Linked DNA regions of Mus musculus: all the other regions are linked to region 1. The links are chromatin loops, found by intact Hi-C in ENCODE. Cell type or tissue: gastrocnemius. All regions are shown on one strand.

The links. Peaks named below come from ENCODE experiments on the same cell type or tissue, not always from the same donor. Only the 100,000 strongest peaks of a DNase experiment are listed, where the experiment ranks them.
Region 2: it touches region 1 in a loop (2.0-fold over the local background); 2 of 42 quality-filtered maps call a loop at or near these places.
Region 3: a loop joins it to region 1, with 2.8 times the contacts of the local background. A loop is called at or near these places in 4 of 42 quality-filtered maps.
Region 4: a loop joins it to region 1, with 7 times the contacts of the local background. A loop is called at or near these places in 31 of 42 quality-filtered maps.

What each region holds. Positions count from the first base shown.
Region 1 is chr6:119,101,128-119,109,127 of GRCm38, forward strand. It overlaps Cacna1c (calcium channel, voltage-dependent, L type, alpha 1C subunit), which reads right to left and starts at 7,368. Exons shown (of 47, transcript NM_001159534.2): 1 at 6,800-7,368. The coding sequence starts at 6,848. In gastrocnemius, CTCF peaks have their summits at 3,348 (motif pointing left) and 7,429; DNase peaks (open chromatin) are centred at 3,335, 4,664, 6,589, 6,896 and 2 more places; H3K4me3 peaks cover 3,732 bases; H3K27ac peaks cover 4,180 bases.
Region 2 is chr6:119,006,319-119,014,318 of GRCm38, forward strand. All of the region lies in intron 3 of Cacna1c (calcium channel, voltage-dependent, L type, alpha 1C subunit), which reads right to left. Gm50599 (a long non-coding RNA gene) reads right to left here. Exons shown (of 2, transcript XR_001785462.2): 1 at 1-8,000. Among named protein-coding and RNA genes, the nearest start is that of Gm50599, 4.4 kb to the right of the region's middle. In gastrocnemius, no CTCF peak of the experiment used is centred here; a DNase peak (open chromatin) is centred at 3,459.
Region 3 is chr6:118,995,763-119,003,762 of GRCm38, forward strand. All of the region lies in intron 3 of Cacna1c (calcium channel, voltage-dependent, L type, alpha 1C subunit), which reads right to left. Gm50599 (a long non-coding RNA gene) reads right to left here. Exons shown (of 2, transcript XR_001785462.2): 2 at 1-6,946. Among named protein-coding and RNA genes, the nearest start is that of Gm50599, 15 kb to the right of the region's middle. In gastrocnemius, a CTCF peak has its summit at 4,509 (motif pointing right); no DNase peak of the experiment used is centred here; H3K27ac peaks cover 1,811 bases.
Region 4 is chr6:118,643,309-118,651,308 of GRCm38, forward strand. The region is part of intron 29 of Cacna1c (calcium channel, voltage-dependent, L type, alpha 1C subunit); the gene reads right to left. Among named protein-coding and RNA genes, the nearest start is that of Gm38887, 51 kb to the left of the region's middle. In gastrocnemius, a CTCF peak has its summit at 3,534 (motif pointing right); DNase peaks (open chromatin) are centred at 1,749, 3,276 and 3,558.

The sequences.
Region 1 (8,000 bases):
TTGTGGTAAAATATAAAAAGGTTGACTGCTTCAGTACAAGGATTCCCCCCTTACATAAAAAATTAAAACAGATCCTGGGAGCAAAGACTAGAAAAGCATGTTGCAAAGTAGATGCAAAACACATCCCAGCATGCTCTTTGATGCTGAAACTATTCTTATTTTAGGAAATTAAAAAGTTAATCCCGTAACTTAAGATGGAACATTTAAGCCCTTCCCCCCATTTAATAAGTGTCTCTTTATCTACAACCAACCAGGACTTTTGCCAATTAAAAGAAGAACTTGGTCCATTTTCTAAAAGCATGGTGTATTTTCGAAACAAAGTTTTTTCTTTCCAGGCTGTCTGTCCCTCTGTACAGGGCAGTGGTGACAAGATCTGATGAACTCGACATTGGAAAGGAGAGCATAGCCTTAAGTAGTCTACTTCTATCTGTACGTTGTCTGAGCATCCAAAGATGGGCCCATTTGGCTTTGGACTTGAAGGCAGGCTACCGTGTGTGTGTCTGTGAGAAGGTGACATGTCAGCTGGCCCCATAAGGTAACTCCCAACCCCTGCACACCCCAGGTCCTGATCCCCAAGTTAGAATAACAGTACAGATGGAGCCTTAGCCCCAGCGTCTTACTGATAAGTCACCAACAGTTATACTGACAGTTGTCAAGAGGGCAACTCAATGTCAAAATACCAGACCGATCTTGACTGGTTTGTTTTTGGTTTCTGGTTTTTGGTTTTTGGTTTTATTCACTTCTTCCTTGATTATTAAGGTCTAAGCCAGTCCAACTCAAACTCTTTTGTTTGATCTTATATTTTCATCTTTTAAATTCCAGAGTACCTCGGGCCTCCTGTAACACTTGGGAAATGCTGTCAACATTGTTTCGACGTGTTGTTTTCTTTAACTCGGGTACTCTACCTCTGCAACCCAAGAGAGCTCAGCGCAGAAGGGATGTCCCCAAACAAAAACAGCTTTGAAGCCTTTCCAATGATAGATACCTCCCACCCCCTCTCAACTCTGTTCCTAAAATCTAATGCCTCAACATTAATTGAAGTCAGTACCTAAGCGGAGGCGGGAGACCCAAGAAGAGGGAGAGGTGGAGGGGTTCGTTGCACAAAGCCCAACCAGGAACCCTAAAAGAACATGGGTGCTTATTCTTCCCTCAGAGTGGTCCAGGAAAGGCAGGAAATGGAATACATCCAGCCCAAATGGACCATTAAGGCTCAAATGAAAACAGAAATTTCATGAGGTCCCTTTGCCCATCAAATACTGTGAACCTAGAAAGTAAACTCTGAAAAGACGTCTTATTCATTCCCTGTTTGACAGGCCCTTCTAAGAACATGGATTCAGAAATTCTAACTCCTGTCCCTGTGTGTACACACACACACACACACACACACACACACACACAAGCACACAGCATAAGACCATCTAGCAGTCAAGGAATCATGTAGATTTTTATGGGGTTTTGCAAGGGTAGAAACAGAGAGGCCAAGTTTGCCAGTCACCCCTGCTTTCTTTATCCTCTGTCCAAAGCCATCATAACTATTCTTTCCGTTCTCTGGGGAAGAAGCAGTCTATTTTCAACCTTCATTTGGCTCTCAGATGCCAAGGCCCAAACCTCCCCTCTTGTAGAACCTTAAATCCATTCTTAAGTTAACTCCAAGTCCACAGGTAGAATGTGTGCCCTGTGATCTTCCCCAAGCTCCTGCACACACCATGGCCAGCAGGGCCTCCTGTCTCTTGCTGTCAATATTTTGGGACCCTGACTTTCTAAAGTAGCAGTCTTTTCACAACGGCACACTCTATGAGGTGACCCTCGGGCCCCCAGTCACCCCACTGGGATTCCTCTCCCACATAACGCACATCAGGAACTCTAGAAGAGCCTTGGAATGTCCCCAAAGCCCCATATTCACCAGGACAAGGGGACAGCGCAGAGTCAGAGCCACTCCACTTGTTGCCATGACAAGTGACTACCTCTAAGAGTTTCCAAACTGTGGAAGCGGCTCTGGTCTGCTGAGGCCTCCTGGCCTCATCTACATGGGATCAGCTAAACGCAGACAGGAGCAAACCGCAGCCGAGGGTGAGCAGCCCCACAGATCACCGTGTCCTCCCTGCTTTGCTACATCTGCAAGGGCCCAGCTGAAGCCTGGTCTCTGGAATGGCACTAAGTCTCATTTTCCCCGAGGGCGTCTGTCACTGGTCCTGTCACTACTACTCATTTTATTCAGTACCTAACCTTAAGGAACAGTAAACAAGTGTTTACTAAATTACTTTAATGCTGACAGCCAGGACTCTGAATGTCATTTCATTTAGCAGAATGTTTAGCATGCTGCTAAGTATTTAGCACCCGATATGTTGCTAAACAATTCCCCATGCCTCGCTTTTTGATTCAGTCATGCTATCCTCTATGGTACCTAACATTAACTTAAGCAACAGTGAAGATAGACTCAAAAATCAGAGTAAACTCTGGCTGTCTTGCTAATCAGTCTTCAGCCAGGTTTCCCCAACAGGCCAGGAGCTTTCTTTACTTTATTCTGGAAATAAACTCATCTTCTCCATTCTTCAGGAGACAGCGAGAAAGAGCTGGTGCGGCTGGCTGCTGAGCAGTAATTCCAACACGGCCCAGAGCTGTAACACCAGGCTGCCACAACGACCGTAAAACGAAGGCCGCACCACCAGCCGCTCTCACTCTTTCTTAGCTACGTTCTTCAGTCCTCATGGAACCAGCCATAATGACTCCAAAACTTGGGGCAACAGAGATCAGAAGAAAGCATCAGGAGTTGGAAACTGGCAGTTAGTGGCAGAATGGACTTCAGTGACTTCCTGCCTTGGTCTCTGGGGCCTTCCTGTCACCACCTAGCAGAAGATGGCTGAGGCGGAAATCAATGGGGAAATGTGCCCACAGCTCTTAGTCTTCCCCTTAGCAAGGCTAAGGAAATGCCTTCTTGCTGTGGAGCTGCTGATGGACTTAGCAAGCCCACAGCATCTCCCGGTTATCTCAGATTTGTCTAGCTTGCGGACAGTGGGCCTACTAGTTTTTGAACTAGCCCTTTCAAAGCATGAAGGAATTTAGCTTGTGGCCATCCAAAGGTTTCCTCGAGGCTCTGTGGGGGATGCTGTCTACATCCAGGGTCAACAGAAGTCTGCAGTAAGGACGTGCAAGGTACTCAAACAATCCAAAGGGGCAGATCCATGCAGGGACTCAGGAAGTCCTTCATCCTACAAGGCCTCGGGTGACTAGTGCCATGGAGACATACGGTGGTCTTTAAGGTCCTCTGCACCAGGGTATGAGGGAACAGGTTCTCCATCCTCCCTGGAGCCCATGGCCTGACTCGTAAGCCCTGTAGCGCCACCTACTGGTGGAGGCAGAAGTAAGATGTACTGATGGTTCTAAGAAGTCTGTACCTGCAAGATGATTGTCAATAATACAACCAGACCCCTGCAGTGAGCCATACTTATACTAGGAAGTAGACTCCAAAGATCAGCACGGCATCGAAGCCCTCCATTTGGTGTTCCGGCTGGCTCCTTTAATATACCCTATCCACAGACAAGCCCACCAAAAGCAGTTTGGAGTAGAAGAGGTGATTAAACAAATACTAAATCTTTTCCAAGACTCTAAAAGATAGCTGGGGCAGGGGTACTGGCTTACCACTGTGTTGACAAAGCACTGTTGTTCTTGTGGCATATACTGTAACAGAATGAGTCTCTACTTAATAGGAGATTAATACACATACACACACACACACACACACACACACCATTTTAGGAGAGTGTATAGTCAACATTCCTTTGCATAACACCCGGGGTGAGGTGTATTAAGTCCTATGTGATCTGCTTCCAGAGGCTCCCCTAATTCTCTGGGTGTGCACACGTTTAATCATCATTACATGTGTTCTATGGATTAATCATCATTACATGTGTTCTATGGAAGAAAATAACCAGTGATTCCCTTACAGTGTGTTGGTGGAAAAGCACCCAGCCATTCCCAGGAACAGCATTTGGTATGAAAAAAAAAAGCCTCCTTTCTCCAGCTTCCTCCCTGCAACTTGCAGAGATGGAGAAGCCGATGTCAAGAAGCCTTCTCATAAGCTGCACAGGCTGAGGGGCGGCTCTCGGACCCTTTGAAAAGAGTTAGCTGTGATCATTGTATTATTACCATATTTTAAATGATAATTGCCATCCCCCCCCCCTATGGCTGAATAGTTTAAAGAAAAAGCACACTGTGTTTTCCCCTCCCCTCTGCCTTGTCTCTGGCAGTTAGGGGACATTCTGGGGTTTTTGTGTTAAATGGTTGACTATTAAGAAATTTCACTTGCTAGCTGGAGCCTATACTGGATAATCAACCCAGAAAAGTAGAAGGCTGGAATAGGACCAGAGAGGGTAACAGAAGTGAGGCACAGCTTGCACGAATATAACCTCCAGCCTGAAGCCTGAGAACAGAGCCCTTCCTTCCCTCAGCTTCTAGGCTGTCTCACGGTGCTGGCCTCGGATTTCCACAGTCCGCCCCTCAGCTCACAGGTGCACATACACCACTGAAAATCGGTGAGAAGGAGGTGCATTCGGTTCTTGCAAGCCAGTCAGGAGAGAAGAAAACAGCCACCTGGCAACTTATTTGGTTCTCCACTCTGATTGGTCACTGTTGCTGTTCTGAGGTCATCCCTTGGCTCCTCTTCTCAAAGACCTGCCTTCTGAAACTCTAGCCCCCAACTATGTTTCCTCCGCCACGGAGTTACTAAGCCAGCCACTTCTTGTAAATATTCACACTCCTCCAGGTCTGTCCTTCCCACCTCTGCCACCTTCCCCAACCCTCCCTCAAAAGAAGCCTAGCCAATCAAGAGCAAGAAGGTGGGAGGCAGAGGGGGACAAGGACCCTGGCGCTCTTTTACCTAAGAACCGCATCTAGGGATGGAGGCGAAAGTGCTCCTGTGAATTATGTAACCACTGCAGCTCTGAGGGAGAGGACCATCCAGGTTCTAGAGTGTCTGCTGGCTCTCTGCTGGAAAGGTATAGAGTTCCTGGCCACCGCTGCCTCCTCTTCCCCCTACATCGTTCTCCAGAACCTGTAGGGCTATTGCTCCTGCATTGAATGCCTGCTCCCTGCAAGGGGCTTAGGGATGCCATCGAGAAGCAAAGTAGCAAGAGAAAAGAAGCAGAGTAAGAAAGTAAGCTAAGAAGGGCTTTACCCTACACTACTAGGAGACCATGCCAACTATGGGCATACCTGTTTTACAAAGATGTCTTGCCCTGGGTAGTGACAGATGGGACAATACTGCTGGGTTCTCCTCTGCCAACTTGCTTAGACTGAGGGCATGGGCAGAACCTGAAAAAGCTAGCCCACCCCCACTCTACAAAAATATCACCCTTTCCTCTATGTCTCATCTCTCCTCCTCCTGAACCAACCATAACTCCATCAGCTAGGAAAGGGATTTGAGGACAGAGGCAGGATAAGGGCAGGTAATCCAGGCTGCCCGTATGGCATAAAAAGACCTAGTACCCATGACCCTGGACAAGTCTTTCTTCTTAAGGAGGACAAAATCCCAATGCTGCCACCCAAGACAGAAAGCAGAAAGCCAGCTGCTTCCAGATGAAAGAAGACCAGCTGTAAAGCCAGCTCCCCGGCAGCCTTAATCTGCAAAGGCAATAGCCCTTTCCCCAAATGGTGACAAAAGGGTAAAAGGAAGAAGGGGCTGGGTACCAGTATCAGGCCTGGAGATTACTTCCACAAGGCAAGGCTCTGGAGAGTCACTAAGAAGTACCCTGGCAAGGCAAGGAAAGACACAATGTGGAAGAGCAACGGTAGCTGCTGAAGGCGAAAGAGAAAGGGAACAGTCAAGCAACGGGGCAGAGAGCCCGTAGAAAGGGCATCTTGGGACTGCAAGACACTTCAGCTTGATCACCTTAACCACTAAGCAATGTCAAAAATAATAACTTGTCGATGGGGACTGGGGAGGAGAGGGAGAAAGTTTCCAAGAAGTGGGGAGCTACCCGAAAGCCATTCACCATTAGAGGGGAGCTGATGACACTTGATGCCCAGGATGGAGATGCTTAGAGAACACTAAGTATGGAGCCTCAGAGCTAGTCACACCCTTTCATGATTCCCTGAAAACATGGAAAAGCAAAGCCCACACATCACTGAGGCTTCTAACCGCTTTCCATCCTCAGGTGCGAGTCCACACTGGGGTGCTAACAGTAACACACCCGGCACCCGGCGTGGGCTCGCTCGGGGTCAATGGCAGTGGAGAGGTGGGCGGTGTTGAGAAGCCGAAGAGCCTGAGAGCCTGGAGAGAGGAGGCGCGCTGAGACGCACAGCTGCAGCCCCCGCCCCCACCCCCACCCGCGACCCGGAGCGCACTGCCCGAGGAAGTGGCGTCGGGAAGAGTGGACGTGGGGCAGCCTGGGGGGCCACCGGCGCGGGGCTGGTCTCCGTAGGGGTGCGCGCGAGAGCGCGCGTTCCCTGCCGCGCCCCAGCAAAGCAAGGGACCCCGAAGCAGCGGCTCCTCGGCTCGCCGTGGCCAGACTGGCCGGCCGGCTTTCGAGGCAAAGGCGAGAAATGCAGGCAGCGCCGACACTTGGGGAACTTTCCCCCTCGCTCGGGATTTCATGGGAACCACATGCTCCGAAGAAGCCCGGCCGCGGAGGGGGAGGGGCGGGAATTTTCCGCTCCGGCTCGCACGGCGGCTCGGCCGGCTCCCGCGGGCTCCCGCGCGCGGGGTTGGCGCCCCTCGCGAGGCACGCGGCGAGGGCCGCTCCACCGGGACCCGCCGTGGGCAGCGCGGGCGAGCCCGGCGAGGCGCTGGGGTCCCGCTTACCTTGGTGGTTTTCCTCTGGAACGTACATCCTCGTGTTTTCATTGACCATTGGCCAAAAACTGCTTGGAAAGGAGAAGCCACAAAGAGGAAGAAATGCAGCAACAGCCGCGAGCGGCTCGGGATGGATCCCTCCTCCGAGGCCGGCGGCTCTCGCGCAAATCCAGGAACCCGTGGATCCGCAGTGGTTCTTGCTCCCTTCGGGTGATTACCTGATCCCCATTATTGCACCAAACACCAAAAACTGCTGCTTTCCACTACCGCCTCCTTTCGTGAGATTGTAATGCATCCTCAGTACATCCGGGCCCCTTCCAAGAATTTAGCACCGCACCTCTGGCGGCTACACCATTTGAAAATAAAAATGATAAGAATAATAAATGGAGAGGCAGAGCGAGAAGAGGCGCAAAGGCGAGGCGAGGGAAAGCGGCGGGCCCGCGGCGCCGGGTGGACCCCGAGCCGCCAGGGGGCCCGAGGCGTCTCCGGCCCGCCCAGGGCGATCGCCGCGAGGCCCCGACCCGCGATCTTCGGCGACGGCAGCCGCGAACACCTGAGGGCGAGCCCGCGGGAAGCGTCGCCGCCGCCGCCGCCACTGCCGCCGCCGCTCCGGGCCGCGCCGCGCCGAGCGCCGTTCTGGCAGGGAGCTGTTTCTGCAGAGGCAGCGAGAGGGAGACACCGGGCGCGAGAGCGCGGCGCGGCCTCCCTCCTCCCTCCAGCCCCGCCGCGCCCGCGCCCGCCCCTGCCCGCGCCCGCCCGCCCGCCCGCCCGCCCGGCGCGCCGGAGCAGACGAGCTGAACGCTTCCAGATGTGGCGGCGGCGCGCGGCGGGGACCGGAGCCCGAGTGGAGCGGCGCCGCCACGCGAGAACCCCCTGGCTTCGCGACGGCGGGGAACGAGCCCAGGAGCGGACACACCTCCGAGAGCCCGGCTGCAAGACCTCCACCCTCCCGAGGCCCCGCGGCCACCGCGCGTCCCTGGGGGGGTGGGGGGGGGCGCCACGCTAGCAAGGCCTGGGAGGGGAATCCCGGCAACACGAACTACAATGTGCCCAACTCCCGGCCCCTTTCACATCGACCGGACGAAACAGCAAAATGAGCCGTGATTCTGTTGATCGATTACAATCAGAGCGGTTGTAGAAGTGACACACACAGGCAAGGATGGGCAGATGGGCGGGGAGAGAGAGAGCCCAAGAGGCGGAGCCTTGTGGG
Region 2 (8,000 bases), 95 kb before region 1:
TGGTCAGAAGAGCATGGCCCTGTCCTTAGCACTGACTCTGGGCTGAGTTTACACCATATGTAAGGGTTTATACGGTCTATAGGTCTATTTAAGAAGAACAGTTGCCAGCCTATGTCCAGAGAGTTTCTAATTCCCTTCTCTTCTCAAAAGCAACTGGCTCTTGCAGCTGACCACCAAAATTGCGGTCCAACTGAAATTCTTGCCAGTTCATGTAGCAAGCAACTTTTCTTTAACGAGTGACTGGGAATCCTAGCCTAAGACAGTATTTATGAATGGGAGAATCTGTTTTCCTGGTTACATCTTTGCTTTGTGTCCTCAGAACCTGCAGCTCAAGGAGACACTCCAGTCATCCCTTGACCTCCATGCCTCTCATGTGTGCCTCAGTTTCATGAAGAACTCAGAGGAAGTATCTAGAAGAATGCCAGGAAGGACCAGAAATAATGACAGGGAAAGACAGGAAGGAAAGCTTACAATATTTCTTTGAGGCAAACTATCCTTGAATTAGATTTGGTTTAATGCTTTCCTTTTAGAAATCTCTCTTCTCTTAAGAATGAGTGTGTCTCTGGTTGCATTGGTTCCATACGCAAACCCAGAAAGGAGATGAAAACAAGAGAGGACGATTCATTGACAGGAGAACGAGGCTTGTAGCAGGCCCTGCTGGCTGCTAAACTTCAGAAAATTGTAAGTAGACTGTAACAGGGCAGGAGTTCCAAGCAAAGCTAAATCGTCACCAGTGAAAAGGCTCTCTGGATGCTGAGACGGCTGCTAAAACGAAAAGGTGTTCTATGAGCTCAGATGTCAAGGAGAAAGCATACAGCTTATCTGTGCCTTACGACATCCGGGACATGACAGGTAAGGTACGCTTACCTGGTTTAATCACGACCTGGTGTGGATAAACGATTCAGCCTGTGACAAACACCACTTAACCCTGAGATCACGAGAAGCTCACTCTGGACTGAACGAGTTAGGAGTTGCATAAACACGTAAATACATAAAGGAGTAGGGACAAGCGGTAGAAGCATCACCCTCACCCACTCACCACTCTCCCGAGCGAGAGGGATTCCATCCTGGGATTTTGTGTCCAGCCATGCTCAGCAGTGCCCAGAACATAATGTCTAGGATCTTTATGGATGGAGTCAAAGAGGGAAACGGGCCCAGCTTCTGGGCACCTCACACGCAAGTCAATCACCTCCAATCCCCTTGCCAGGTACTCCAAGACAAGGATGGAAACTCGACTCATTTCTGCCCTCACCCGCCTATACCCCCTTCCTCAAGCAGCTGGAAGAATCCTTTAAAAACTTGATAAGTCTTGCACAAGTCTCATTCAGGCAATCATGGCTGAGCTGGTGTAAGTTCACCAGTGCACCTGTCATTGTGTCCAGAAGCAAATATTTCAGTCCTGTTCTCCGGATCTTATACCCTTTCCGTCCCTTTTTCCATACCAGTCTCTGAGCTCCCACCTGAGAAGCTATTGACAACCAATGGCTACTGGGAGAGACAAAGTCAGTTCTTTATGGGTGTGGCCAGTGGTGATGATAGGGTGACCACACCCCAGTGGGTGGCCACATACCCATTAGCAGACAGGCAGCACCAAAAAGAGAACTGGAGTTAGGAGTGGGGGGGGGGGGATCTGGGAAATAGAGGTGGGTCCAGGAGGAGTTAAGGAGATGGATGAGTGATCAACATTATCAAAATGCATTGTATGAATGTATGAAACTCCCAAGTAATTAACTAAGATGTTACATTAAAATAAGATTTAAAAAAATATTAAATCATCGCTCCACTTAAAATCCTCCAGTGGTTCTCCAGTGTGTGTGTGTGTGTGTGTGTGTGTGTGTTTTATGGTTTTAGAGCTTTATTGCAGAAAGGCAGGGTAAAAAAGAGAAGGTAGAAAGAGGGAGAGAGGCCGACCATGGCCACATGGAGAGAGATGGGAAAGGGAGAGAGAGAAGGAGGGCTAGAGATGAGAGTCTCTTCATTTTGTTAAGGGAAGAAATCGAAGTCCTTACAATGACGTGTAAGCCACACATGATTACATCCATCTCCACCTCTCCGGCCACAGCTTTCCTAATGTCAACTTGGCTCACCTCGTATCAGCCAGGCTAGCCCCTAGCAGAGCCTCCATGAGACCCCACCACCACTCCAAGCATCCCCCAAGGCATGCATGCTCCCACTCCAATCTCCGCACTAGGAGTTTCACTTCTGCTTCAGGCATTGGCTCCTTGGATTGTCCCTGGCCCATTCCAAACTTCCAGCTGGAATCCCCCTGCGACAACCCCTACACCACTTGCTTTCCATGCTTTTCTTCATAACCTTTGTCACCTTCTCGCTCAGCTGTAAGCTCACTTGTCTGTCTCCCATCTTCCCCCACTAGAACTCAAGTTTCAGGGAAGCAGCAGATCTGTGTCATTTTGTTGACTGCTGAGCCGCTGGGATTTAGAACAATGCCCAGCATACAGCCAGAACTCAATAAATAAAATCCTTCCTCCTTTACCAGGAGGCCAACCCTTTGCTCTTGAAACTGATAAACAATGGGGAGGCATTTGCCCTGCATTGTCTGTCAAATGACGGATGGGTGAATTCTTTATAGCAAACTCAGCTATCAGACAGTGAGAGGGGTAAGAAAGTCAAAAGGCACCGAGGAAACTATGGGCCTGGATGACAGTCCTCTGCAGATGCAAGCAGGAAGGAAAGAGTACCAGGCACTCCCTTCTACATACAGCACACTGTATGCATATATATACACGCAATCCTGGAATCCACCCTGGTGGAAGAGTGCTGGCTAGTAGAATACAGCCCAAACCACAGCGCCCCACCCCATCCCTCAGAACACTGGAGCCTGAACGGATCTTCTTGCAGCAGAAAACATGGACACAAAGTAACAAACTAAAGAACAAAATGAAGAAGTAACCAACCAAATCAAAACGTGGGCAATTCTAACCAATTGCTTCAAGGAACAAATGAAATTCTCAGTAGGAGGTGTGGAAGATTGCAGATCCGGAGGGATCTCAAGGCAAACAACCAGACATCACATGCATGCTTTCTTAGGGTCCTGGGCTAAATCAACTATCAAAACGTGTTTGAGAGCAGAGGTGTGCCTCAATGAAAGTATGTGTGGTGTATGTACATGCACGAGCATGCACATACGTGGAGGGTGGGGGAGGATTCTAAACTCTTCATAGAAATTTAAATACAGCCCCAGCTCCTACGGACATTCCCGGGAACCTCTGGCCACGTTGGACAGAGAAGGAGATCCAGTCAGGGCAGATCCTCACATCCCCCTCTGTCATCCAAACCTCACTCGTAGCTCTGTAGCAGGCAATCACCTGCTGCAGTTCCTGCCTCCTCCCTGTCCGAATCTCCAGCAGAGCACACAGGTACTCTCCAGTCTTACTCCAGTGCATCCTGTTATCCCAGCCCCAGACTCCAGCAGGCATTCCCTGGGTCCCAGCCAGCCAAGCCTTCCAGAGAAGTAAGTAGGCCACAGTGCAGGTAGGCCGGCAGAGCAGGTGGGGTCAGACCCCGACTCTTCCCTCCTCTCCTCCAAATCCAGGCCCTCAGCCTCATTCCCAGCTTGGTAGTAGACTCCATGTCTTAGGCTCTCCTCGGGTTCGGTCTCCATTTCCAAGAAACACATTGATCCTGATGGAACACCCTGCTTTCCTCCCTCCTATGAACCCACTCAGACCCTCCAGCCCACCACCATTAATAAGTGTCAGCTACCAACCCCTAGAAACACATTTTACCCAGAAACCCAAGTAGCCAAACCTAGCAGGGTTCCAGAAGAATTCCCTAGCAGGCCACACACATCCATTATACCCTCCTAAGATCAGAGACAGCAACCGAAACCAAGGAACAGAACACACCCAACACAGACAAAGCCAGGCATCAGCACCTAGAATTACAATTACCCCAAGCCAAGATACCTAGCTAGGTGCCAGCACAGAATCACAATCATTCACAGCCAGGACAATCTATGTCTACTAGAATCCAGCAGCACTGCTACACCAGGCCCTGAGAAGTGAGAGCTAGCCGAAGCACAAAACAAGTCCCCTAAAGTAGCCTTTATGAAGACGACATAGGTCCTTAAAGAGGAAATTAATAAACCCCTTAAAGAAATCTGCAGAAACATAAACAACTGAAGGAAATTAAGAAAATACCTCCAGACCTGAAGGGGGAAATAAACTCAGTAAAGAAAATCCAAACAGAACGAAATCTGGAAATGAAAAATTTGGAATTGGAACAGGAGTCACAGGCCAAGCCTCACCAATCGAACACAAGACGGGGAAGAGGGAATATCAGGCACTGAAGACATTATAGGGGAAAAAAGATACATTGGTCAAAAAAAAATGTTAAATCTTTAAAAAAAAATCCTAGCACAAACATGTAAGAAATTTGAAACACTATGAGAAGACCAGATCTGCAAAATATTAGAAATAGAGAAAGGAGAAGAAACCCAAGTAAAAGGCACAAAAAATTTCAACAAAATCATAAAGGAAAATTTCTCTAACCCAAAGAAGGGAGGAGATTCCTATTAAGGTACAAGAAGCATAGAGAACTCCAAATAGACTGGACCAGAAAAGAAATTCCCCTCAGCACATAATAATCAGAACACTAAATGTACAGAACAAAGAGAGAATATTAAAACTGCAAGGGGAGAAGGCCAAGAAACATATGAAGGGAGACCTAGTAGGATAACACACGGCTTCTCAGTGAGACTATAAAAGCCAGATGTTCTACAAATTCCCAGAGACCGTAAACGCCAGCCCACATTACTCTATCCTGAGAGACTTTCAATCACAATAAATGGAGGAGGGGAAGGACATTCCATGGTAAAATAAAGTTTAAACACTATATATCTACAAATCCAGCTGTACATAAGGTCCTAGAAGGAAAACTTCAACCTGAAAAAGTTAACTACAGCCAAGAAAAATCTCAAACCTGTGAACCAGTGACTTAGAAGAGGAGAAGAGCCGGGCAGTGGTGGCGCACACCTTTAATCCCAGCGCTTGGGAGGCAGAGGCAGGCAGATTTCTGAGTTCGAGGCCAGCCTGGTCTACAGAGTGAGTTCCAGGACAGCCAGGGCTATACAGAGAAACCCTGTCTTGAAAAACAAAACACACACACAAACAAAAAAACAAAAAGAAGAGGGGAAGAAACATAGACACACACAGACACACAGAGGAGAGAGAGAGAGAGAGAAAGAGAGAGAGAGAATTAATAATAGCAGGAGTCAACAAACAGCGCTTATCAGTAATTCTCATTATCAATGCTCTTACTCCCCAATAAAAAGACACAGACTAAAAGAATGGATATGAGAACAGGATACATCCTTCTGCTACATCCAAGAAACACACCTTAACTTCAAGAATAGACACCACCTAGGGAAAAAAAAGATAAATAAGAAATACCCCAAGCAAATGGATCTAAGAAGCAAGCTGGTATAGCCTTTTTAATAACTAAACTTCAAACCAAAACTAATCAAGAGATGGAGAGAGGACACTATGAACATGTCAAAGAAAAAATCCACCAAGGACATGTTTCAATTCTTTTATTTTAATTTTTATTATTATGTGCAATATGTTAATGGGCTTTGTCCTGCATCAATGTCTATGTGAGGGTGACAGATCCACAAGAACTTAAGTTACAGACACTTGGAAGCTATCATGTGGGTGCTGGGAATTGAACCCTGGTCCTTAAAAAGAAGAGCCATTTCTCTTAACCACTGAGCCATCTCTCCAGCCCCCTCATATTTCAATTCTTAACACCTATGCCACAACCACAAGGGCATCCAAGTTTGTAAAAGAAACACTCCTACAGCTTACACACATGTTGGCCCTCACACAGTGACAATAGGAGACACCATACCCAACTCTCATCAATGAATAGGTCATCTACTCTCATCAATGAATAAATCATTCAGCCAAAAAATACTGAACATTGCAAACATTTACAGAAAAACAAAAAACATTTACAGAACACTGCATCCAAACACAAAAGAATATACCTTCTTCCCAGCAGCCAATGGAACTCTTTACAAAATTGACCACACACACACACACACACACACACACACACACACACACACACAAAGCAAGTCTCAATCGATACAAGACAATTGAAATAACTCCCTGCATGCCACCAGACCACCACAGAGCAAAGTGAGATATCAAGGATAACAGGAAGAACAGAAAGCTTAACAAACTCATGGAATCTGAACAACTGGTGAAAACTGGATCATGACAGAATTTAAGAAAGAAATTAAAGACTTTCTAGAATGAATGAAAATGGATACAAAACATACCCAAACTTATGGGACCGAATAGAGTTGGTTAGACAAGGCAAGTTCACAGCACTAAGTAGTTACATTAAAAAAAAAATTAGAGGGCTGGAGAAGTGGCCCAATGGCTAAGAGCACTGACTGCTCTTCCAGAGGTCTTGAGTTCAATTCCCAGCAACCACATGGTGGCTCACAGCCATCTGTGATGGGATCTGATGCCCTCTACTGGTGTGTCTAAAGAGAGCAACAGTGTGCTCACATACATAAATAAATAAATAAATAAATAAATAAATAAATAAATAAATAAATAAATAAATCTCATAATAACTAGCAATTTAACAACCCACCTGATAATAACTAGCAATTTAACAACCCACCTGAAACAAAAGACACTGAAAAGCAGATGGTAAGAAATAATTAAACTTGGAAAAATCAATAAAACAGAAAATACAAAGAATCAAAGAAAATCAAAGAAATCGAAGAGATGGTCCTTGGAGAAAGTCAGTAAGAATGACAAATCCTTATCCAAATTAACGAGAAGGTAGAGAGAGAAGGTCCGACATGACCCAAATACTCATGTTTTACTACAAGAATGTAGCAATAAAATAACTCCTAATGACATTCTTCTATACTCAGAGATCCATGCCTTCAGCAGCAGCAACAGCAGTCATCCTCCTGTGGTAGATGAGAACAAATACAGAGACCACAGCCAGACATCATGCAGAGACTGAGAGACGTTGGAACACTCAGCCCTATATGGGATGTCCCCCATCAAATCCCTTCCCTCCGGGCTCAGGGAACCCCTCAGAAGGAGACAGAAATAGTCTAAGCGCCAGAGGGAACAGAGGAACACCAGGTCTTCTAAATCAACAGGATCTATGCACGTACGTGCTCACTCATAGACAGCGCAGCATGCACGGGCCCTGAACGGGTCTGCATCAGATGGGGCCCAGGAGCTGAAAGGAGAAGTGGACACATGACCCCACCCCTAACCCAGAGCTGTCTCTAACTGATATCCACTGATAAGAGTTTAGTTTCTGCCAACATGCTCCCATCAGGAAATACACTACTCTTTTTTTTTTAACTTTTTTTATTAGGTATTTTCTTCATTTACATTTCCAATGCTATCCCAAAAGTTCCCCATACCCTCCCCGCAACTCCCCTACCCACCCACTCCCACTTCTTGGCCCTGGTGTTCCCCTGTACTGAGGCATATAAAGTTTGAAAGACCAATGGGCCTCTCTTTCCAATGATGGCCAACTAGGCCATCTTCTGACACAAGTGCAGCTAGAGATATGAGGTCCAGGGGGGTGGGGTGGGGGGAGCCTCGTTAGCGCAGTAGGTAGCGTGTCAGTCTCATAAACTACTCTTAAGGGTAGCTGCCTGCCTACGAGTAAATGCCCATCAGAAATGTCCTCACAGCCATCTTTGGAGGTTCCTTGTCTCACAGTGTTGTATAAGGGATTGTTTTTTAAATCTTTTTTTTCCTGTTTTTAATCCTCCAGGCCCTTAGTGTATATATCACAGCATCCAGTGTTGTGCTTCTATAGGATTCCTGAGTATTCAAACGAGCGGTCCTCTGTGTCTATATCTGTTTCATGTGCTTTTTCTTGGGCTCTTTCCTGCTATTTGTTTTGTCCTATTCTGGCGTGTTTGTTTTTATTTTATCTTATTATATTTTATTTTATTATTATTCCTTAGGAACCTGTTTGTTTTCTAG
Region 3 (8,000 bases), 110 kb before region 1:
TATTATTATTATTATTATTATTATTATTATTATTATTACTATTATTATTATTGGAGTTTGGTAGCTCATATTGGCTTAGCTTGACTCTGTCACCCACTCATGTTAGGTGTCTTAAATGGGAGGCACACAGGGTAAGGATAATACTATTTCCTTTTTAGAGTAGATGATCTGATGGAAAATGGGCATTTGCATTTTTAAGCTGGAATACAACTATGCAGGTACGGCGGATGGGCAGGAGGGGAGCGCGTGATCACGGAAGCCTTGGGAAATAATGAGTTAAGGAGAGGAACATCGCTGCAGAGGCAGCTCTAGCCTGCTTCTCACCCCAAGCGAGTTCTTCCGCTGGTCCTGTGCTCAGCAGGGGTGTTGAGCAGCGGTATCCCCTCTAAAAAAGTGACTCTGTCCTCACTGTATCCGAATGAGGCTCCTTCATGGGGCAAAGGAGAGCCTCACACCTCCATCACGGCAGAGTGAGGCTCAAGGAGAACCAGCTCTCTTCTTTTAATGAACTCGAGGCAACTGATTTGGTGTCACCTGAGCGGGATACGTTGCATAGTCCTCAGAGATTGTCCTAGTTAGCTTTCCATTGCTATGACAAAACAACTTCACTCAACAACTTAAAGGGGCTAAGTTTTATTGGGCCTCATGGCTTCAGAACCTATGCTCAGTTGGGTCTGTGGTGAAGCTGGACAGCGTGGCAGAAGCTACATTCCAGTACCAGGGAAGCAGAGAAATGTGGAGAGGCCAGGCATCCCGTAGCTTCCAAAGATATACCTTACCTTCCTCCCACTCAGCCTGACACACTCTTGAGCCACGCCCTCAAAACATGAGCCTGAGTTTCATTTCATATCCAAACCATGACAGCTACTTACATTTGATAGTTACAAATAAAACATCAAACATTATAGGGCCTGTGAATCTCATAGAATCTAGGCTAGAAACTGAGCATCCAGTGTCTAAAATAGGGTTTCTTTCTCCCTCCTTCTCTGAAAACGGGGATAACTGGGACAGATAAGATTTAATCCATCCAATGAATCCATTTGTGCAACAGGCTCAACAGGTATGAACAAGCTTCTCATGGTCCTCTGAAACCCTTAAAAACTGAAAACAAAACAGCTAGACTGGGCCCAACATATGATACTGTAAAATCAAAATGAATGTTTAACTCAGTAACTACACTGTGTCCATTAGGAAAAAACGTAGCTCAACTCAATGAGTTATTGATCGGTGTCAAAGATTATGTTGAAAGACCAAACTGAGTGATTTGATCTTAGCAAAGCTCATTCATCTAAAAAGTACAACAATGCCTTGTAATTTCAGTATAGCAAACATATTCTCTTTAATGTGGGCTGTGGATACATTGTAATGCATCTGGTGTGTTATAGTGTGTAAGATACCAGATATCAGGGCTTTAGGCTTTTACAGGCCTAAAACAACCAGGGGAGATGGCAGGATCTACAGGTGGACCTCATGCCCATTAGAAGTTGGTTGGGATTGTGTGTGTGTGTGTGTGTGTGTGTGTGTGTGTGTACGTGGAAAGACTTCCTTGCAAGCCCATGTTCTTTTGATATCCATTTTCTCCGACAGGCATTCTTCTCTGACCTGAACCAGGCTAAAAAGAGCAGCAGCCCCAAACTGTTATGGTTCTTCTACCAGAGCCGAGGTTCTCTAGATACAACATCTATGGGGCCACAGACTTGATTGACTCTGAGATCAGAATAACATGCAAGGGCCCTGGAGCCTCCTCTATTTCAAGTATGGAGTTCAGTGACCTGCGTAAAGGGAAGGCATTACTGTGTCTCGCCCTCTAAAGCAGAGGAATGAACCCCACCCATCATATCTCTGCCTACCAGGGTTTGGCCTTCCCCATTCTCTACAGTATTGCCAGGCTTGGCCCTTCCCTATCCTCTGGCTTATGGGGAATGATCCATGCACTGAAAAATTTAAGCCTCACACTCCCTTATGAGAACTGTCCTTTCACCTTGTGAGAAGACCATGTCGGAACTCCCAGGAAGGTATAGATATGGTCCTGGTTCAGACAGCCAGGGAAGGGGAAGGTCCTGTCGGCTCCCTCGGTCCCTTGCTGCCTTGCCACTCTAAGTATGGCTCATCGGTGTGCTTGACTCCTCTGACCCAAGGGAAGCGGCTGCCATGGAGAAGGTGGCTTTCTCAGGGCGAAGAACAGGGTCGATGTGTTGGACTGGAACTTTGTTACATTGGGCTGTGTCTAAGTCCCACCATCTAGACACTGCACAGCAATCCTAAATGATCATGGAACCTCTCACGACCACTAGTTTCTCATCTACAGAGAACAATATGCATTTATAGAAAGATGGCAACATGACTGCAAACGCCACCTGAGAAAGGTGTTTACCAACATCTTGGGAAACAACAAACAGATACTCAGCATAGATTAGAAGTGTACCAAGAAGCCGGGTGTGGTGGCACACGCCTTTAATCTCAGCACTCGGGAGGCAGAGGCAGGTGGATTTCTGAGTTCGAGGCCAGCCTGGTCTACAAAGTGAGTTCCAGGACAGCCAGGGCTATAGAGAAACCCTGTCTCGAAAAACCAAAAAAAAAAAAAAAAAAAAAAAAAAAAAAAAGAAGCGTACCAAGAGTTTGTGTGCATAGGTATGCTGGCAACAGTCAAAGCACAGAGCAGTGCCCAAAGCTAACATGGATACTACCAAGAAGAGACTAGAGAAGTGTGGAAATGTGCTTAACCTACCAGCACTGGGCTCACAGATGTGATTGCAAAGTCCTAGCTCAGAGCCCTCAGAACCAATGTGACCTACTCTGAGCCTCAGCTTCCTGTTCATGAAGTGAGGCTAATGAAAGCCCCATCCTAGGACTGTCAGGGGATTAAAGGTCATGCTTATCAGAGCCTTGGCATGAAGCCTGGCATACAGCTATACACAAAGGAATCATAGTGCTAATCTAAATCTGAACTACGTTCAGACTATGGAAATCTGTAAGTACCGAATCCCCAGCAGAAGTAAGAACAAATTAGGATCCGAACATTCACAGGCAGCACGTATGTTACGTAGGCTCGTGGGCTCCCTGCCTCCTCTTCCGCCATCTTCCCTCCCTGCTCTTCTCTCTGGCCACCTAGTTTCCTGTTCCTTCTCTCCTGTCCATCGGTCTATCACCGTCACCTAGATCCCTGTTTGTTTCTTCTCTCGGACTCTGTCCCAGCCCCAGCATCTCTCTTTCTTTAGATTCTCATTTCTAGGATCCTGGAGGGCTCTCTTCTTCTCTTCATTTATTTACAATAAAAAATGTAGGAGTTGTTGGTATAGCCCAGTGGGAGAGTATCTGTCTAACGTATACAAGGATTTTGATTTGCCATCAGATAGATAGATAGATAGATAGATAGATAGATAGATAGATAGACAGATAGATAGATAGATATGCAAAATCTTCTGGGTAGAGGCCATTACGAGCACTCCAGGGCACCCTCTCCAACAGAGGCAACGTTCTATGGCTGGTTGTCACTCCTGAATCCCCTTTGCCCATTAACCAGCTCTCCTCTTGCCCCACCCTCATCTAACTGCCCTGGCCAGGACACAGGAACAACCTTTCCTTCTAGTCTATGAGGTGGCTGAGACGGTGACTAGAGGGCTCAGAGAAAAGTAAGCAAGGCTACATGCTCTGCACACTCTAGAAATAGAAACCTCAATTGTGACCATCACATTCTAACAAGTCCCTAACTGGGCAGCGGTCTCATCAGAAGGTAAGGCCTTGAGAGGAGCTCACTAGAAACCAGAGACACAGCAGGAGCAGCTGTTGACATGAATGTGCTCACTGCTCCCTGAGAGCAGGGTCAAGGCAAGTTGCTTAGAATGGAAGCCAGACTATGTTCAGGAAACAACTGGTAGCCTGTCACCTCCATCAGCCCACAGGCATTTGTGGACACTCCTCTCATTAAGGCCAGAGTTTCCAGTGCTGCCAGAAGTCAGGCTAGTTCCCAAGGAGTGAGCTGGAAACCAACCAGACCAAGATCATAGACCCAAGAGAAGCAGAGCACTTCTGGGGTCACAAATAGGGTTTGTGGTAGTGCCCTGGTTAGCTGTGACAAAAAATGGCTTCAGCTGCAAAAACAGATTTCCTTGAATTCTGGAGGCTCAAGGTCTGACTCGAGACGAGTCAGCACCGGCTACTTCTAACGCTGAGGCTTTTTTCTCTCCTTGGCTTTTCAAGGGGTCTCTCTCTCTCTCTGCATCCTACCATGGTCTCTCTTCTCATTCCCCTGTCTTAGTCTCTTCTTCTCATAGAGACGTTCATCACATTGCATTAGAGCCAACCCTATCAACCTCACTGCAACTTAATTTCCTTTTAAAAATCTGTCCCCCAAATACTGCCACATTCTGAGTATCTGAGTCCAAGGTGTGAATCTGGGGAGACAGAACTCACCCGTGGAGCCGCACATGGTCACGCACAAGTGAGCTTCAGGGGTTCAGCCAGGCTCTGTTACATGAGGAAAAGGGGGACTGGAGGGGAGAAGAGAGGAGGTACAACAGGCCAGAAGGAGGAGCCCCATCATGCTGTGGGATCCCCTGTCCTAGCTCTGTCCTGTCTGCCGCACATTCACACAAGGAGTAATTTGGACTATAACCAATAAGGTGTCAGTGACAAAACCAGAGGACTCAAGTGACAGGAAACTTGGAAGGTGGCTGAGATGGTGACATTTGAATTTACTGCTTGGCAAGACATAATGGATGGCCTACAGTTTTGTTGAGTTCTAAGTACGGGCTGGCCCAGGAGAAATGAGTCACTGGTCCTGAAAGCCCAAGGCTTCTGCTGGTGTCAGGCTCCCTAAGGAAGTTTGCTCAGAACCTCTCTCTTGAAGACTTTCACCTCAGCTAAGAAGCAGATAACCCGAGAAAAGAGACATTCAGTTCTTTGAGTCACTTAGAGCCTAATAGTAATGAATCCTCTGGGGAATAAAGGACAAAGAGGACTGAAGACACAGTGCTTCTGACAGCAACAGCTTAAATACAAGAGTCTCTGCGTGCCTCGCCAAGTCACTTTATCCTCCTGTCTTCCATGAGAGCAGGATTTTAGCTTTGCTTCCACTGGGCTATCAGAGTCCACAACCATGCCTGGTACTCGGGAGATCAGCAGGAAATGCTACATAAATTAACCAACATGTAGAAAGGCACTCAAGGCAAGCACTGACTCTTCCATACTGTAGATGTAATAGAGACAAACTACAGTCTCAGGGCAGTGTAGTCTACACTTAACTCTGGTTACAAACAGCAAAGCAACCCACACCCTTGTGTCTTAACCCAAGATAAATTTACACATGCATGCTAAGGAGCAGCCATTCACAGCGATCAGAAATAGCTGGAAATCTCTGTGCCCTTGTCAGTGGGCCATCAAAAGCTTGGTTTAAAAAAGGGTGGGGTTGTCTCTCACTCATGGTGAGTATTTGGGGAGACATACTAAGAATAAAGACAAAAGACAAAAACTTCCAGATCTCCCAGCTCGAGACCTGCTGAAGAACCAGCTTTCTCAGTTACAAACACGGAGCTGATACAGCTGCCTGATATACACAGACACACACACACACACAGACACACACACAGACTCACACACAGACACAGATGCAAACAGACAGACACACACACACAGACACAGACAGACAGACAGACAGACAGACAGATACACACACACACACACACACACACACACACACACACACACACACACACACACACACACACACCTGAAAAATCCTTCAAAGCAGCTACATCCGCTCTGGCATTTGAGTGCTAGGAAATCAAGAGCAGCTGGCAGTGGGGGACCAAGTGGGGAGGACATTCCTTTCAGATAAGGAATGAGCCAATTAGAAAAATTAGAAAAGCTCTCAAAGCAGGCAGGGGCTGGATCTGCCTTTCTGCCTCCCTTTCACTAGGACAGTATTCGTCCACAGCTTTAACACTCACCAGAAGCAGGCTGAGGCACTTTCCATGTCAACTCTTCTCACAGCCTACAACTAAGCATTCTAAGAATTTCTGAGGACAAGTGCTGACAGACCTCTATTTCCCTAGCTGCTTGCTAGAGTCCCCACCCAGGGATGCCATGAAGAAAGGGCCACATCACTTCATTGCCTAGACTCACAAGAACAAATGGAAATTTGGAGGACTCTATAAAAACGCATTCACACATGGGGCAGGAGCTCTTTCTACATTGGGAGTCCCTTACTTACAGTGGTTTGAGTCAGGAATCGTAATGTAATTTTTAAAAGGTTTATTTTGTTTTTAATTAAGTACATATATGGGGAGGGGATGTCTGCATCCAAGTGAAGGTGCATGAAAGCTGGATGTCCGATCCCCTGGAGTTAGAGATGGAGAGGATTTGCGGGGCGCTCAATGCCTCTGTCCTCTGCAAAGTTAGCATCCTTAACCCACAGCTAGCTCTCTGGCCCTGAATTCTTAAACTTTATGATACAAAAACAATCTGTATTTAGAAGAAAACACACTTCAAACTTTTAATTGCAATCTTTTCTAGGTTAGTAAAATCCTCAAGATGTTGGTTAATATTACCATGTGACCTTCTGCTGCCAGCCCCAAGACCAGAAAGAGGAATAACCAACAGTGGGCGGGCAGAGCGGTGGGGAGCAGCCTGGTCAGCTAGGTGTACCAAATGCATTTCAACAGAGATAGTCAATGTCAAATGTCAAGGATTTCAGCATCGAAAGCCCACATGTTAGAGAACACCTAGATAATTTCAACATGCCTCCCAACCCGGCTTCAGAGTAGATCACATGCACAGCTTATCTAGTTCTATGCAGACCCTCGCCATAACCTACCAACACGTGGGACTTTGCAGTTTGGAAGCTGGGAAGCAGATCCTGGTGACTGGACATCAGCCTGAGACCAAGTCTTTAGGAACTTCTGATATAGAGACTCATGGACCCCAGGGGAAGAATCTTTGTGTTCCTCTAAAGTCAGGAAGAGAAGAAAGCTTTGTTTTGTTTCCTTCCATTAATTCATTTAACCTGATTCTCATAGACACATGAAGGACTATTTCCCCACTTAGCACTTAACCAGTATGGAGTGGAAGCTGGTCTGAGGGCTTGGGAGCTTACAGGCCTATGGTAGGATGAACCAGGAGTACCTGATTCCCAAGTCTATCCTTGAAAAGAGGTACCATAACACTCTACCCTACTAGGGCTTATGGTTTCTAGTAAGTGGTCTCCTAAGCTTCCACAGGGATTCATATGTCTTAGTCACAAGGCTCTTTGTATTGTGCTATCAATGCATCCTAATGTCCTCCTGTTACCTTAGAGTCGGATACAGGAATCAGCCCCTGGTATATTCTGTTGCATAGTGGTGTCTGGACAAAGGCCTTCTGGACAAGGCAGAGAAGCAAAGAGCTGAGCTGGCCACCGCCCCTTTAGAAGCTTCAGTGGGCCAGCCATTTCCCCAGAATGAACTCCAGTTTCGTGACCTTGGTCATAGTAGACACCGTTGACATCGCCATGCCTCGCCAATATGCCAAAATTGTAAAATCTCAGGAAATACAAGCCAATTTCAAGTTGAGGTGACATAGGAGGGGAATTCCCAGGAAGAAGAAAGACTTTGAAAAGACATGGGGAAGGACCCAGCGGAAGAAACAAGGCAGAGAGCCCAGGACAGGACCTAACAGCATGGAAAGGGTGATGACCAGATCTGCTCAGCGCTACCTCACTAGCTCACATGACCTCAAGTGGGGAGCTTCTCATTGGGTGGTATTATTAAATAATACTATGTGGCTTCAAGGCAGGTAGCCCCATTTCTTTTCTTTTTTCACACAGAAACTACCACATCATCTGGCCAATTTCCTCCTGCTATTCAATTTTCCTTTCTGATATTGCAGGCAGCCATCTAGTCTTTGCTTGAATGCTTTCAGGGGTGGGAAAACACGTGGTCTCTTTATATGATCCATTTCTGAACAGCCCATCACTGGACTAACATGTAACTTATATGGGCCAATTCTCCATCAACAATAACTCA
Region 4 (8,000 bases), 460 kb before region 1:
TCTAGAAGCAATACATGCAGAAGGAACAGAAAGAGGGAAAGCTTCTTGGGCTGGCCAAGGCTCTTTCTGCTCACCATCTATCTGGTTACTATTCTTGAGATGCTCTTAGAGCAGTCAGGCAGGCAGTGTTGACACTGTGACAGTGTGCAGGTTGTCGTGGCTTAATCTTATTATACTCAAGTTCATATAGATTGCACACTGCAGAGGTCTTAGGAAACAACTGTTCAAGGAGAGGAGATGTGGTCTTCCCTGGGCTAGAAGCTGTGGAGAAGAGTGCTGGACTTCCGGGGCAGGGGGCCTCCATCTTTGATATAGAGAGAAAGATTACTGCAGGAGAGGTTGTAGGTCTACACCATTGCAGAATTCTGGATTCTGTTTCTCCTCTGCCCCAACCAGAAGCCTCCTCTATCAGGACAGGCACAAACCTCACAACAGATGGTGGTAACACGGGAAGCCACAAATCCCTCTGTGTATACTTCCATTAGTATGCCAATGTTATGATACTTATTCATAGAAAATTAGGCCCTCCCTACTATTTGTTGTGTTCTATGTTCCTTCCTGCCCACCTTCATCATCTTATATGGGTCCAGCAAAGCCAAGCAAAGAAATAAGGAGGAAGCCAAGACCTTCCTGGTACCTGATGTGGAAGGTGATATACCTTCTGCCTATTCCAGGGGCACAAAAGCACACCCAGGAAAGCTATGGGAGATCTGAGCTGAGGCTAGATGTGAGATGCTGACAGAGAGATAAGTTAAAAACAAAACATGGGCAAGGGAAGACTTGGCCCCATGGGATGTGAATGGCAAACACATTCAGGAGTCACTGCAATAATGTGAAAAACAAGAGCTGGGCATGGTAGTGGTCAAAGAGGTCACTTAAGGCTGATGGGAAACAGGGGACTGTGCAGCATGGGGAGACATAGAAGACATGGGTGGTAGCAGGATTGGGGAGTCACAGAACACATGGCTGGTAGGAGACAGGGATACTGAGAACAAGGAAATGATAAAAAAAAGACAGAGAGAAAAAGAGAGGGAAAAGAAAGAGGAAGAGGAGGAGAGAGAAGTTGGGTGTGGGGCTGAATGTGAGGTACTCAAGGTTGGGTTCTAGGACTCTGGGATGACCACAGAACCACGACAGGTGAAAGAACACCAGTCAACATGAGACCAGAGGGAGTGGCCAAACCCTCCTTGCAAAGCAGGGTCTAACATGAGAGGGAGAAACATGGTCTATACCCAACCTGGGGTCCCCAAACAGAGTCGAGGTTCTTAGCTTCGGGGGAGGAAGTGTTTGGGGAGAGCTGGACAGAGCAGGTTGTGAGGTGGTGTGGAGGGACAGGCATAATGGAAGGCTGAGCCTTGTTCTTAGAACCACTCGCTTTTCTGGGTCCTGGGATGTGGAACTGAGAGGCGGGAAACTAGATAAACTGGGAAGAGGTGCCGAATCCAGCCAGAAACAGCAGTGGCAACAGTAAAAGCCTCAGTGTGTCTGTGAAGGGCTGATCTTATGGAATATCATGGAATCCACGGTTAACTGACACCAAGCAGAGATAATATAAATCGTATTACATCAGGGTGCCACTTAGATATAACTAATCATGGAGATTAGCGGCGTCTAATGGAGAAGGCATAACCAAGCACGCAGCTGCTCATGATCTACAGCCTGCAAGGCAGCGAGGACTTCTGTGTTTCCATCAGGCTCATCCTGTGCTGTGCTAATTCAGAAGCTTTGGACAGCTTCCTGCAGCAAACGCCGGTCACTGTAGGACAGCTGGCAAGAGCAGGCCAGGGTCGCGTCCTTGCTTTGAGGAGGCACTGGCTGGGATAGTGATAGGGTACTCCGAGGATGGTCAGAGGAGCACGTAGACCTGGGAATGTGTGCTTTTCATAGACACCTGTCCTGGAGTTCCATTGGAAAAATTTCTAAGGCATCGATATATTTATCTCATCACACATGATCTGAGCCACCAAGCACCTAGAACTGTGCGAGGATGGAGTCCACAGACCTGAAACTAATCCCCAAAGCTCGTGGTCCGCTCACTAGAGCACATGGAATTTGGGGCTATGGGTTAAGTTCCTTTCAGGGGACTCAGGAGCTTGTCCCCCTCTGCCTTAGCTGTGCCAGGGTAGACTAGAGGAGCACATTATTGCTTTTCCCTACCCATGCTAGAATAAATGAACAGATTTATGCAAAAAGACATGATTGGAGTGCTGAAGGCTGTATCCCTGGAGCCAGCCATGGCAAAGAGCTTCAGGTTCAAGCACACATTGCACTATAGTCTATGAGTGAGAGGCTTTGGCAGCAATGCCAGTGGGTACTGGAAGAGCAGGCTGCCCTTTTTGAGTGGGAAAGAGCTTAGTCTTGCTGCAGATCTCTAAACAGTGTGATAGCCCAGGCTCTAGGGAAGCCTTCACAACCCAGGCAAGACATGCTCCTTCCGGCTTAGCATCTTTCTTTCATCAGCTCGCCCCATGTGTGCCTGACTGCAAAGCCATGATGCTATGAAGACCATTAGATCCAGCCACCAGCACCGCCTTTGTAATAAGACACAAACATAATGGTGGGCTGCTTTCGCTTTCAGAGATGAGGCTTGAGAGCCGAGAGCAAGCGTTTTAACCTCTCAGTGCCTCAGCTCACTCACATAGGACACGGCAATAGCAACTGCGTGTGCCTCTGTGGGAATATGAAGTCTGTGCAGTGTCAGGTACTGCAAGGTCTGCATCTGAGGGAGTGCTTGATGCCCACTGTGGCTGCCATGACTGCCTCCTCTCATGATGGCTCCTGCTTCACGGAAGGCCCCTCCTGCGGAGGAGGGCCACTGCTTTGCCTGGGTTGAGTTCCTGCCTCAACACCCTCTGGGTTTGGGAATCCCTCTTCTCATGCCTTCAGTTTCTTTTCCAGTGGCAGGATCAGAGACAGGGAACCACAGTGTACCTTCCCACTGGGCTTTTACACAGTGTGAATACGTTTCCACATTAAATAATTAAGTGTAATAGCTAATACTTCCCTTCCCACACTAAGGCTTTATGTAAGTCATATAATTATTTTTTTATCATTCACGGTAAAAGCACCATGCAGGAAAGAAACCTGTCACAACGTTGCAACAATATGCAAATCTCTGGGTACAAGCGCTGTGGCGAGGAGGCCCCTCCTGAGGAGCTCGTTTGTGCCTGTCTGCTGGGCACTGTGCACGTCAGGTGTCCGTGGGCACACCACAAATAAACAATAATCAGGGGAATGCCTTCTTACCAATCAGCTGCTAAAAAGCAAGCCGGGGCTGGCTGCACACCCACAGGCCACTGGGCTCTCCTAATGAGGCCAGAGGAGCAGAAGGGGCTGTGGCATGTCCTAGTCTCTCTCCCTCCTCTTTTCCGTTTCTATTTCTTTAAGTGACATGTGTGGTGAGTCTGTGGTCCCATGGGTTTCACTGACAGTGAAAGACACTGATTCTTAGTAGCTAAGGTAAACAGATTTCAACTAAATCCAGTTAAGAGGCTCTATGAAGTTCCACCCTGCTCTTTATTCCACTGGTCGGCCTCCAGGGGGCACTGCGGAACTGGGTAGAGCTACAGAGTGGGTCCTGGTGACCAAGCCAGCTTTGCAGATTTAGGGATACCACATATCCTGCTGTGTGGGGCAGCTGTGTCTTAAGTGTGATGTAACCACATGTCTTCTGAGAAACACGTATGTAGGTACCGTGTACAAATAAAACTGGCCTGCTGTAACTTTGGCTTTTAGTCCAAGGTCCTGTACCTTTGCTCTTCTGTTGTCTTCAACTTCTGTGGGTCTTTTACTATACACACCCTTTACATTATGGCTAAGAAATCCTCATTTTCAACATTTTATGCTGAATGTCTTGGAATTAAAATAATAGAATATGAATTACAGAATATTTATCATGACATATAAACTGTAAGTCTAGAAAGGGTTTAAGACCACTCATCTAAAAAAGAGGCTAATTCAAGTTTTAAAAGAAAACGTTTTACTTACTCCTGAAGTCGTTTAGACTAAATTGTCTGGGTCGAGATGACTATGAGGAAATATAGTCCTCTGAACCACTCACTACTCACAGAGGGGACTAATAAGGGGACTTGAACATCTAGCGTCCCCTCCTGTTTCTCAGGACAAGCAGTGCATGCTCCGGGTCTCTGTTCCCTCTCCCTTACTTCTCTGTAGCTGCATCCCTCACACAGCCCTTTAGCCTGAGACATCGTGCTCTGTCTTGGTCTCTTGTTTTGGCCATGCCAGCTGTTAGCCTCCAGATGTCCTCCCCCCAGTTCCTTCTCCCCAGTGCCCCACCTGTTAGCTTACCATGCACATCCTCTCTGGGAAGACGAGAGTCCAGAGCAGCTCTCCTGGAGCATCTACTTAGGAAGGCCACATGTAGTGCAGACTACGAAAACAGAGCTCCTGTCCACACTGCCTGTTCAAGACTTTAATAGCTTTTAAAACCCAATCCATCTCTGCAGCCCCTTCAGGCTGGCCTCTCCCCACTCTCCTCAAAGTCAATGAACTGTTGTACTGGCTCAGTCCCTGAGGGGCAAGTCAGGGAGCTTGGAGCCACCTTTCATTCCTTCTCTTTGTCCTTTTGACTGATTCATCATCGAATATGTCCGCACGATGCTGACGTTACTCTAGACTGCTGAGTTCCCAGGAGGCTCTGGTAGACAACGTTTTCTCTCCTACACTAGGCTACTCCTTACTAAGCAACCAATACTCGGATCCCTAAGTCCCCTACTCGGTGCCCCAGGGACTTTCTAGAAGACAATGACTCTAGCCATGGAGGGTAGAGTGAGTTTCAGGACTAGCAGTCCTACTAAGAACCTGTGGAAGCAGTGGTGAAAAGTCTCCCATTAGGGACACTCATGCCATCCTAGACCTACTGTGCTGCAGCCCTGGGTTCATCAACTCATTAACTCAAGACTATTATTGTTTTGAGTTGTTCTTGCCAAACCTGTCAATAGCAAATTCAAGGCACACTATGTCCTGGTACGCAGTCCTGTTGCTAAGACTGGAATATCTGTGGCTACACTGCCCTTCACTAGACCCTGTGCTGCCCTCCATAGTCAAGCCAGAGCTGCCCACACGGGCGAAACCTTGAACCTGAAGGTTCATCCTAACAGCCCCTGGTCTGCTGTGTAGATCCCTGTCTTCTGCTTTTTTTTTTTCTGGAGTAGGGTCCCTTTGGAATTTTAATTGGGATTGTCTTGAATCTATATATGATGTTGCAGGGAAGTAGTGTCTCAGCAATGAGTTTTCCAGCTTGGGAACACATCCCTTGTGTTATTAATTTTTGTTTAATCATTGATATAAAATTTTAGTTTTCTTTTTGCTATATTTTTATACACTGGACTTTTTTCAGTGTTTATCATACAAATTATCTTAATTTTCTGTAATTATTGACATTTCAGGTTATGATAGGAATATAATCTAATTAAAAAACTATTTAACCACTCCAAACAAACCTTTCCACAACTTGCACTGCATACGCATGCAGAATTAATTATCATGCAAGTGTCTTTTGCCTAATTTCCCTACATCTAAGGACAGAACTCCTTTGGCATCCTGTGAGGGGTTCAAGTCACCAACCCTTTTCCTTGGATCATCCCTGCATTCCCCAAGCTGCTCTGGGAGGCAGAGAGTCTTTAAGTTTGTGTATACTAACACCTCATATTTTTTATAGGTTTTTTTTTATGAACATAGTATGGTTTTATGGAGTTAAGCAGCTGGATTCAGGGCAGAGGTTTTCTTGAGTAAATTCATTTTACATAGAGTAGTGAGGAAAACAGACATGAATGAGAAAAGATCACCAGCATCAATCACTGTAGAGAAAACGGAAGAAAGAAGCGGGGTCTATAGATCAACCCATCAACCAATCAGATATGAAGAGGATATGGCATAGAAAATCAAATCAGGGACAGCTCCAGAGGACATAGTCTGAACTATGAGTAATGCCAATTGCTGTGGTTTGGATGTTAAGTGTCCATCAAAGGACCATGTGTTAAAAGCTTGGTCCCCAGGGTGGTGCTATTGGAGGAGGAGGGTGGAATTTCCAAAAATAAAGCCTATTGAAAGGAGGAGAGAGAAGGAGAGAGGGAGAGAGGAGGGAGGGAGGGAGGAGGGAGGGAGGGAAGAAAGGAGGGGGAAGAGGAATGAGAAGGGGAGGGAAGAGAAAGTAGATCACTGAAGGCCTACTCTCTGAGAATTGTAGGATTCCAGCCTGCTCCGTTGCTGACTCCTGGTTACAGATGCAAGTGTGTTGCTCCTACACACAATCCTGCCACCATCTACCACTCTCTCTGGAAGCACTGATGAGAGCATTCTACACTCAAGCCTCCAAAGCTATGTTGCAAGCAAGTTGCTCTAGGCACGTTATAGTTATAATGCCAGGCTGACTAACACATCCGCCTTCTCCGTTCTTGCTGACTGCCCTTTCACAGGGAACTCACTCACACCACACAGTCAGGGAAGGTAGAAGTCCAGAAGCCATTAGTCTTTCAGGTCTGATAGAAGCCATTCATGCCATGGTTCTTGGGCAAACTCGAGTTAGGTATTTCTACCAGAGTGATGAGGATTTCTGATTGGTATGCTGCCTGAAAATTCAAGGCCACATTTTCCAGCTTGTTTATCAGTGAAGAATACAGTTAATGAGGGTGTAGGCGACCAGGCTCCACTTTATCCTCTCCTCAGTTAACTAGTCAACTGTCTCTGGTCACCCACACTAATAGTCTTCACTCCTCTATTGCTGGGGTTCCTTTTGAGGAATTCACAGAAGAGATCTCCTTGCCATTATCTCGCTGTGTGAGATGGCTCTCTTCTGTACCCAGGAAAAATCACTCATATTTCACCCTGTCTTCTCAGGACAGAAAAACAGTCATTGATGACAGTAGGAAACCTAATTGGTTATGTCTTAGAAAATGGTTTGTTCCTTCATTGGTAGGATACATCATATATGTGTTTCAGGTCAATGTCAATCTCGTGGGCTTCCCAGAGCAGGTGACTTGATGCACTGTGTATGCTAGAGACTGCAGGCTCTGGAGATTGCCTATGATACCAGGGACATACCAGACTCCACTGTGGGATAACTGAAAGTGAAGACAGCTCCCTAGAGGTTGAGAACTGAGGCTGAGGCCCAGCGGTCCCGCTCTCCTGGCCTGGCTCAGGATGCTATGCGTGATGCTTCTGTGTTCTCAAGCATGGAACCTGGACTAGGACAACACGTGGGTGGCAATGCTTGTGGGTCCCATAGAGGACAGCCACAACCACTTGGTCTTCTCCAGGCCAGGGCACAATTTATCCCCTAATGGTTTGACCTTGGAAATGTATATGATAAAGAGCATATTTCCTTCTTGGAGGTAGGGACACGCAATTATTATCACCATACCAAATGAGATTGATTTATTGGGAGTTTTCAAAAAGTACGAAAGACCCCAAGGTGTCCTGTGTTGCAAGGAAGACTCAGCGTTTGTGAGTCTGTATGTACCACCTTCAAGTGCTTCAAAGGTTGTCTCTACTCTTTCTGAGAAGTACCCAGTAGAGTCCTTTCCATGGAAGCACCCGTGTGAACAGGTCCATGTGACAGAGAACATAACAGCTCCCTCTGACTGTGGGTATGTCACTTCCTTCTTCCCTACAGCAGGGATGCTAACAGCCCAGGAGGAATCCTACAACCAGTTAATCCTGGGTCAAGTCAAACAAACAGAATATAGTTGGAGACCTGTCGTTTTGCCTCTTGCTGTTCTATGGTGTATCTGGTCAAGCTGGTGAAGGAGGAGGAGGAGGAGGAAAAGAGGCTTGGAAAATGGGTTAATGTTTCAAGTCTCTAAGGGTGATCCTCCAACCTTTCACTACTCTCTAGGAAGTGTTAGGGTAGCTACAGTTGGTGTTACAGCTGCCCTCTGAAGGAGGCCTCAGTCCCAGCCAGTGAATGCCAGAGATTCTGGCCTGTCTATGGAGGTCAGGGACAATACACATCACTTCTACTAGCCTGCTCCAGTGTTACA